Regions from separate parts of the Homo sapiens genome. Here region 1 is linked to region 2. A link is a contact called in ENCODE Hi-C or POLR2A ChIA-PET data. All regions are on one chromosome and are shown on one strand. Each heading gives the region's core, a stretch centred on a gene start or an enhancer-like site at or near the end of the contact. The rest is flanking DNA. Distances are from core to core; before and after follow the strand shown.

Region 1 (4,553 bases), core at 440-2,939, 420 kb before region 2:
TGAGGTGACCCAGGAGCAAAATTTAAAAAGGCACTCACTGAATTTGCAGGACCCTGACAGTACTTCCTTAAACTTTGCTTCTTAGGGGACTCACTTGCCCCAGCCTCACTTGCCCCATCCTGGTCCTGAGTTGCTTTTTTCTTGCCTTAGGACCTTGGCACTATTCCTGTCCACTGCCAGGAAAGCTCTATTCTCCCACTCTTATATGGCTTGTTATTTACGACTCTGCACAGTTCTGACTATCCTATCTAAAATCTACCTCTTACATTGAGAAAGACCTTATTCTAAGCCTATTACTTCATTTAGTCCTCATAACAATTCTATTTGGTGGGTACTATCATCACCTCCATTCTACAGATAAGTTAGCTGGTACCCAGATAGATGCTAAGTAAATTGCCTAAGGGCACACAGCTACAGCTAGTGATTCCCCCAGGAAACACAAAAGTGGTTTGATTCCAGAAACAGAGCACACTTGTTTCTTTTGAAGCACTTACAATCTGCAATAGTGTTTTTGTTTCCTTGCATATTGTCTATCTCTACTTATTAAAGTGAGCTCCATAAGGCTCCATGGTTTATCTTTGACGTTGTCTCCCCAAACCTAGTAGCACTTGGCTGTGCTAAGTAATCCCTAGCATTTATTGAATGAATGCATTTAGAAAGACAGATGTGGCACGCAAATAGCTAAACTACTTAAAAATACTTACCTCTGAGCCTCTAAAGTAAATAATTTCAAAATCTTTTATCAGAGAATCTGCAAGAAAAAAACCGCAAAAGCTTTCAAATAATAGTGCATGGCTATTATCTTGAGATACATATAATATGCCCTGTTTCTTGGTGGATCTACTTTTCTGTGGTGGCAAAGAAAATCACTGTGTTACCAACATCTAGAAGTTCTACCATCTAGAACCATGTAGAAAGGTGAGTTCGAGCTTGGGCCACTTCCACCTGGAGTTGTTTGTATTATTTGCTCTCTGGACGTTTAAGTCATTTCTTTCTTTCTGGCTCTTTGGATCCACTGTACCCGGAAACCCCCTCCTTTCATATTTTCCTCTAGGACATCTACACTTCATAGCGGGGAAGTGTTTTGATGGTCTGAAGCTTCTAAATCTAAGGTGAGATCTAAGATCACATGAAATGTAAAGGAAGAATTCTTTGGGGCAGTATTTTCTCCTGGCTCCTTCGTCGGCTCCTACTTGCGTAAGGGCTTCTTGAATGTCTGAGTGGTGCTCCTGAGAGAGGTGTTACTACGAAGAGTCCGTCTCCCAGGGGATACAGATTTAACAGACGTTTGGCAGGGGGCAGATGAAAAGGATGGCGGGGAAAGTCTAGTCTTACTTGCCGTTAAATCCTAGTGTGCTCCTGCCACAAGTAAGGCATTCCTTGCAGAGCAAGAATTTCATCATTTCATCAAGCAAATACTTTAAAGAGGTCGAAAGGTAAGTCCCTGAGAGGAACTGGAAGTGCCAGCAGAAGCCTGGCGCACGAACTTCGTCACCAGTGTCAGACACGCCAGGTTTTCACCTCAAGAAGCCTCAAGGTTAGGGAGGGACGGGGCAGGGAGGAGAGCAGCGCGCCGCTGTGCGCCTGCGCTGGAGGGCTCCAGACTGGAGCGCTTCCACGGCGCTCCTTCCCGCGCATCTCTACGTACGCCCCACCCCGGTGCGCATGCGCCCGGAGAGCTGAAGGGCGCGCGGTGCCGACAGGGAGCTTCCTTGGCTGGCATGGCGGCGAGCGCGCTGCGAGGCCTGCCAGTGGCTGGCGGAGGCGAGAGTAGCGAGAGCGAGGATGATGGCTGGGAGATTGGGTATCTCGACCGGACGTCTCAGGTAGCGGAGGAGGCCTTGTCTTGACCACACCTGGTTTCAGCCTCCCCTGGCCCTCGAAGGCGAGGCCCAGCCTCGTGAAACCTCCTACTCCCTCACGTGTATTTCCCTTTTACCCAGTGGAAATACGGGAGTTTGTACTTAAGCAAACCCGCACAAATTTCCTCGTGTTCCCTCCCCAACTGTGGTTACCACCAAATACGCTTCTTTAGGTCATCGTAACTCCTCAGTTGGGTTTGGATCCATCATTACCTATTCCCTTGAAAGATAATTTTCGACACGAATTCTTTTCAAACTTTGTATCTTAGTCAAAATAAAGCCAAGAAAAAAAACCTGTGTACTTAACCAAACATTATTGTTTCCTGATGAGGTGGAAACAAAAATATATATAACAAGAATTTTTTAAAATGTTTACTTTTCTAGAAATTGAAAAGGCTATTACCCATTGAAGAAAAGAAAGAAAAATTTAAGAAAGCAATGACCATCGGAGATGTTTCATTGGTCCAGGAGCTCCTAGATTCTGGTGAGAGATAAGGGACAGTTTCATCTGAACACAGCTGTCTTAAGTTCGCAAGGATTCTTTATTTTTAAAAGGTTTATGTTGCTTTTCTAATGGAAACGCAACAAATGTTAATGTATCATCCTGCATAATCTTCGTTGACTGAGTCCAGTCTGCCTTATTTTCTTCCTCTCTGCTTGCATTTGGAATGCCACCCTGTTTATCTTCCATCAGTTCTTCCCCCTCCTTCAAGCAAGAGGCCTACTCTAATCCTATCCCACTCTGATCATTCTTAATTCTCTCTTCATTTACTCTGCTGTAATGTTGTTTCTTTTTTCTTTTCTTTTTCTTTTTTTTTTTTTTTTTTTTTTGAGATGTTATCTTGCTCTGTGGCCCAGGCTGGAGTGCAGTGGCGCGATCTTGGCTCACTGCAATCTCCACCTTCGGGTTCAAGCGATTCTCCTGCCTCACCCTCCTGAGTAGCTGGGACTACAAGCGCGTGACACCACGCCCGGCTAATTTTTTTTTTTTTTTGTATTTTTAATAGAGAGAGGGTTTCACCGTGTTAGCCAGGATAGTCTCGATCCTCTGACCTTGTGATCCGCCTGTCTCGGCCTCCCAAAGTGCTGGGATTACAGGCATGAGCCACCGTGCCCTGCCTGTTGTATGTTTCTTAAGAAATGGTTCTACATTTTAGTTCTTTCTCGTTACAGTTTTTTGTTTTGTACTGGTGGAATGAGGCCTGAGCTAGGAATCAGAATAAATATATGGATAATTTCTTCCAGTTTATTGCCCACTCTGGTTTCTTGGAAGAGGCATTAAAACTTTGAGAGCATCAGATTTCATTTTTGGGGGGTTGAAGGAAGGGGATGGAGTGTCTCTCTCTAGCCCTGCTGGAGTGCAGTGGCACCATCTTCGCTCACTGCAACCTCCATCTGGGGGCCGGGATTCAAGTGATTCTCCCACCTCAGCCTCCGGAGTAGCCGGGACTAAAAGCACCGGTCACCAAGCCCAGCTAATTTTGGTAATTTTAGTAGACACGGGGGTTTCACCATGTCGGCCAGGCTGGTCTTGAACTACTGACCTCAAGTAATCACCCACCTCGGCCTCCCAAAGTGCTGAGATTACAAGCAAGAGCCACCGCCCCCAGCCAGAGAGCATCAGTTTCTTTATGTAAAGCATCATAATTCTGTCCTGGGCTTCATGAATTTTTTGTGTATTAAATAAAAAAAAAACTTTAAATTACCTTCACATAGAAATGTAAATTATTGATTATAATGATTGAAATTACTGGCCGGGCGCGGTGGCTCACGCCTGTAATCCCAGCACTTTGGGAGTCCAAGGCGGGCGGATCACGAGGTCAGGAGATCGAGACCATCCTGGCTAACACAGTGAAACCCCGTCTCTACTAAAAAACACAAAAAAAATTAGCTGGGCGTGGTGGCGGGCGCCTGTAGTCCCAGCTACGCGGGAGGCTGAGGCAGGAGAATGGCGTGAACCCGGGAGGCGGAGCTTGCAGTGAGCCGAGATCGCGCCACTGCACTCCAGCCTGGGCGACAAAGCGAGACTCCGTCTCAAAAAAAAAAAAAAAAAAAAAAAAGAAATTACTCAAAGGAATAACAAGCATTTACTTCAGTTTGATGCAAAAATAATTGTGGTTTTTGCCATTGTAGATACAAAACATTCACACACAAGGTAGTTAGATGTGATTATATATAGCATAATGTTTTTCTTCTATGCTAGAATCAATGCATAGTTTACTGAAAAGTAAATAATTTTGAAAACAAGACAGATCTGGGTTTGATTACTAACCATGCCACTTGATGGCTTTGTAACCTTGACTAAGTTACCAAATCTTCCTAAGCTTCAATTTCTGCCCGTTTTAAAATGAGGATTATTATATCAAAGGGTTGTTGGCAAGGGGGAGAATTAAAATACGCTTTTAAAGGACTTAGAACACATAGGAATTATGTAAACATTACCTGTTATTCTTATAAGAAATGAGAAGGATCTGTATGACTTTTTGGACAATGGAACTTGAGTTTGGAATTGAAAAACGAAATTGAATAAACTCTGAATAAGTAGAAAGAGGCCCGAATACCTAATATTAATATATGTATAGTGTACATAGCATGGGGTGGAATAGGCAGAGATTTGTTTTAGAAAAGAAAATTTGCCTTAGGAGTAGTGGGACTAGGTACAGTGAATGTGATAGAGGCTTTTGAAGGATT
Region 2 (5,150 bases), core at 864-3,363:
CCTAAGATCTAGTCCAACTTTAATAATCTTGGACTCTACTTTAAACCAATTACAGTCAGAGGAGAAAACTCAAGTAACTCCTGCTGATACCTACTCCTTTTCTAGCCCCCACTGTCCCCTCTTCTATCCTGCCAGGGCTTTGGGAACAGCCCCTCCTCAAAGGAGCCAGGATGTATTGTCCTAATTCAGCGTGTTTATGTTGGATGCTGATGTTCTGGGGAGCCTCCTCCTGTTTACAGGGACACTGTTCCTTTCTAGGCAGACCCCCAGTAACTCAGCCTGGTGGTAAGTAGACAGATACACACACACACATTAACACACACACACACACACAAAATACTTAAACTGTTGGAGGATCTGCCTACTAGAGGGTTCATGGCTCATGACCTGGTGGGTCACACCTCTTAGGACAATGTGGCCTGGGTGCCAGCAATAAAGCTTCTGAAGGAGACCATTCTTCCAGGACTTGATTGAGACAGCTGGACACAGAGTGTGAAGCTTTTCATAGAGGACAGCTCAGGGGCTGAGACATAGCTCTCCTCTCTTTCTCTTTCATGGCTTCCCTCCCTGGACTAGTGCCTGCCACGCGAGTCCACGGTCCTCTACCCTCCTCAGAGGAGAACGAGCATGGCTTCCACTTCACTCTTCCCTCTTAAATCAGAAAATCACAGCTTTATCATAATATCTTACATCGCATTTCCAAATTATACAATAACCGACTTTGTTATTACACATGTTTTAAAATACCAGGGTTGGATTATAAATGTTCACTCTATTTTTCTGCATTTCAGAAATGAAAATAGGGGGTTTTCCCTCTAGTCTCAATTCTCACCAACATGTGAGAGCTAAGTCAAAATGCCTTAAGGTTATGTCACATCCCAATTTCACCTTATTACTAAGTCAGAACAAACATTATCTAAGATATCTCATCTTGCTGCTCTCCCAGGCCTCTTACCACCCACTCCAGCCTGCATCTGCATCAGCATTTCCTTTTCATGTTTTGTCATCCTCATTGGCTTTGCTTACTGAGCCCCAAGTCTACCTCATGGCCTATCCCAAAATGTGAGAAGACTCCACTAAAAAAAGGATTATCTGGATGCAGAAGATTCCTAGAGCGTATGCCCAGCTCCTCCCATTACTGGGCTCTACTCCCAAGACCTCAAAATTTAAGTAAGCTAAGACAGATGAGCATCTAGCACTAACCAGATAAAAGAACTACCCTATGAAGTGAGGAGAGAATTCAGCTACTCAACTCAATATCATGACCCAGACCAGTGCTCCACATTCTCCATGGCACTAACCAGACTAGTTACTAGCTACCTAGAACCTAGAACCAAGGCAATGGTTCTGAGAAATTGTCAGTTACTTTCACAGATAACAATCATCCTTATTGAGCACAAAAGCATAATTATGACCAAACGCATGAGTAAAACATAATAAAAGATCTGCTTAACCAAACTCCAAACCTTCAGATAAGGGCTCTTTCTGGATACACAACACCTGTTTGTTGTTATGCTTTAAAAGGATGGTGGCAATAGTGGCAGGATCCCCGGTTCTCAGTGGCTGCAAAGCACAGATCTCTTACATGGTTGTAGGGCCACTCCCTTCTTACAGTGGCCTCAAGAGAACTAAAATCAAGTAACCACAGCTGGAAAAAGGAGGTAAATAACTTTTATAAGAGGTGCTGTGTGGTCTCCCTATCACTGATGTTTTAACTCTATCAGAAGATGACTATAAAAAAGGACATTGGGTTTATGTGTTTAAGGTTAGCCAATTAAAAAAAAATATAGCAATTAATCTTGATGTATAATTAGCAGTCATGAGAAACATTACTAAAGTTACTAAAATGCCTGATAAAAATAAGAAAGATTAAGATTTTCGTCCTACAAATATGAATCCAACAATAAATATGCTTATTCATTTTACATCCTGACAGTGATGGTCATTTTATATACATTTGAATCAAAGCTCTAGTGTAATGATCAGAATCAAACTATAGGTTTGTACAACAAACAGGGAGGTACCCAAGCCAGACATATCCCTCTGTAGAAAAGCTTCTTTAGGCAAACCACAGACCTTCCTGTGTGGTTTTGGTCTGTTCACATGATTGGCAAAAGGAACCACTGGAAAATAAGCAAAGAAAGTCATAAAAAATAGTCATGAATGGACTAGTGTGGGTTGTCCCAGAGGCCAAAAACAAAAAAAAAAAAACAAAAAAAAAGTGGAGAAGTTCTTTAAGGAATTTCTTAGCTGTAGCATACAGCTGCAGTTCTAGGTAAGCAAAGAAGATCACAAATTTCCATGGTACTACAAAACAAATCATTCTCAATGTTTTCTAGCAGGAGCTGGCAAATCCTTTTTATAAAGGGCCAAATAGTAAACAGTTTAGATTTTGTGGGACCATCTGTTCTCTGTCACAACTACTCTATTGTTTCAGTGCAAAAATAGTCATAAACAATACATAAATTAATGTAGCCATGTTCCAATAAAACTTTATTTATAAACTTTGAAATTAAATTTCTTGTAATGTTCACATATCATGACGTATTCTTTTGAAAATTTTTCAGCGATTTAAAAATGTTAAAAAAAAAGTTAGCTTATAAATCTCACAGAAACAGGCAGCCCATGGGCTACAGTTTGCCAAACCCTGTTCAACAATATTTACTGTGGTTGATTTGACCTTTCTCTGCAAGAGCTCTAATCTTCAATTAGGTCTCTGCCATTGACAAGACTCACGAAGATAATGGAATCCATCAACAACTGCCTGATTGCATCAGGGTCAGAAATTCAAGAAAAGTTTCATCCCAATTCCCTTCATTTCTGATGATACTATGAACAATACCTCATTCCCTATCACATTAGAACTGGTGATAAATGCTCAATTTCTGAGAAATTGTCAACTACTTTCCCAGATAAGGAAAACCACATACCTCCAATCCACATACATCTCTAGCCCTTGAAGATTATATAAAAATGGAAATCATGGGCTAAGATTTCCAAGTCTCTTCAATTATATTATAAGCCAGGAAAACTTTCTATAAAACATACTCATAGTGTAGAACACAAGTAATAGCTAGTTTGTCTGAGAAAATCTGACCCTGTTCACCAACAATTGCTGAAAGGGAATTCTTGAGAAACAAGAAACAGACTACAATCCTAACTGCACAGTTAATTAATTTGGTTAGACATTTCACAACAGTATCACTTCATTTATGAAATGAAGAACTTAAAATTATTTCTGAGGTTTTTTTCTAGCTCTAAAATACAACAATTCTGTAATGAGTTACGCTGATCATGATACCTACCTCATTAAGGGTTTCGGCAGATTTCTATTAAAGTTCACATGGATGACTTTTTTTGTCATTAGCCTTCAGATAAGAAGCAGATAATTTCCTCTCTGCTTTTTTGTCTCTGGTTTTTTGAAAGGCTATTGAAAATATATTTCTAATCAAGACAACTGCTACATTCTTAAAATTTTAACACAGATTCTTACAGTTTTAACACAGATATAGGTGATTCTAAGAGAAAATGTAGTGAAGTGTATTACTTGGAAAATGTTTCTAGAGACAGACATTTGTGCCTGTGCAACTATAGACTTCAAATTCATAGAGACAGAAAGTAGAATGGTGATTGCCAGAGGCAGGAGGAAGAAGAAAATGGGGAGTTGTTTAATGGGTACAGAACTTCAGTTTCGTAAAATGAAAAGAATTCTGAAGACTGGTTGCATGGCAATGTGAGCATGAGCTCCTAAGAAGACAGTCAGCCTGTCCTGTGAAGCTTTGAAGCCAGGCATTGACTTCTCTCCAGCTATGAAAGGCCTAGATGGCATCTTCCTCCAATATAACACTGTTTTCACCTACACTGAAAATCTGTTGTTGAGTGTAGCCACCTTCATCAGGTATCTCAGCTAGACCTTCTTGATAATTTGCTGCAGCTTCTACATTAACACTTGTACTTTACCTTGCACTTTTATGTTATGCAGATGGCTTCTTTCACTAAACCAAATAAACCAACCTCTGCTAGCTTCAAAGCGTTCCTCTGCAGCTTCCTCACCTCTCTCAGCCTTCATAGAACCCCTGAAGAAATTAAAGAGAGTTCCTTGCTCTAAATTAGACTTCGGCTTAAGGGAATGTTATGGCTGGTTTGATTTTCTATCAGACCACTCTAACTTTCTCCATATAAGCAATAAAGCTGTTTCATTCTGTTACATTTGTGTGTTCATTGGAGTAGCACTTTACATTTCCTTCAAGAATTTTTCCCTCGCATCCATATCTTGGCTAACTGGCACAAGAGGCCTAGCTTCTGGCCTATGTCAGCTTTTGACATGCCTTCGTCATTAAGCTTAATCATTTCTAGCTTTTGATTTAAAGTGAGAGGCATATGACTCTTCCTTTCACTTGAACACTTATAAGTCACTGTAGGGTTATTAATTGGCCTAATTTCAATATTGTGTCTCAGGGATTAGGAAGGTCGAAAGAGAGGGAGAGAAACTAGAGAAGGGTAGGTCAATGGAGCAGCCAGAACACACACACTTATCAATTAAGCTCTCTGTCTTATATGGATGTGGTTTGCGGCACCCCAAAACAACTACAATACTAACATCAAAGATCACTGATCACAGCTCACCATAACAGATATAATAATGAAAAGGTTTGAAATATTGTAAGAATTACCAAAATGTGAGTCAGAGACATGAAGTGAGCATGTGCCATTGGAAAAATGGCACGACAGATGCTCAATGCAGGGTTGCCACAAACCTTCAATTTATAAGAAGTGCAGTATCTGCAAGGCAGAATAAAGCAAAGTGCATCAAAACAAGGTGTGCCTCTATATGGTTAGGGTCAGAATAACTGGCTAAACTAATTATAAAAGTTTGGTAGGAATTAGGTATATTTCTGTTCTTACATTTGTTGAAAAATATTAACTTTAAATGGCAATTATGCAAAGCTTATACAAATTTTAATTGTGAATAAAAAGACATAAAAATATAAAGAAGGAATAAACATTGTGCTGTTACATCTAATGCCTAGCAATGCTTGTTGAGTCAACAATTGAACTAGCTTGAGTAGAAAGCAACTCCTGAAGTCTAAGAAAGGGTACAAACCATTCAGAATAGGTAGTCATGCTACACTGCTACTGACTGGTGATAG

What was found. Hi-C counts contacts between places; a loop is a spot of excess contacts on that map. ChIA-PET counts read pairs that join two places held with the same protein, here RNA polymerase II (POLR2A). Pooled maps may share reads with other maps.
Region 1: a loop to region 2 is called in a pooled map, with 5 times the contacts of the local background. The contact joins the promoter of ASZ1 here to the enhancer-like site in region 2. A Hi-C loop is called at or near these places in 3 of 37 single-sample maps with no recorded cell type and 7 of 50 pooled maps. POLR2A ChIA-PET finds 5 or more read pairs at or near these places in 1 of 52 experiments (WTC11).

The regions. Positions count from the first base shown.
Region 1 is chr7:117,424,629-117,429,181 of GRCh38, reverse strand. ASZ1 (ankyrin repeat, SAM and basic leucine zipper domain containing 1) reads left to right here and starts at 1,689. Exons shown (of 13, transcript NM_130768.3): 1 at 1,689-1,826; 2 at 2,247-2,346. The coding sequence starts at 1,722.
Region 2 is chr7:117,006,319-117,011,468 of GRCh38, reverse strand. The region is part of intron 1 of ST7 (suppression of tumorigenicity 7); the gene reads right to left. Among named protein-coding and RNA genes, the nearest start is that of MIR6132, 11 kb to the left of the region's middle. RefSeq lists an enhancer at 384-463. Within about 2 kb of position 2,113, at least 2 of the 41 ENCODE cell types and tissues checked have a DNase peak (open chromatin) inside an H3K27ac peak, as active enhancers do.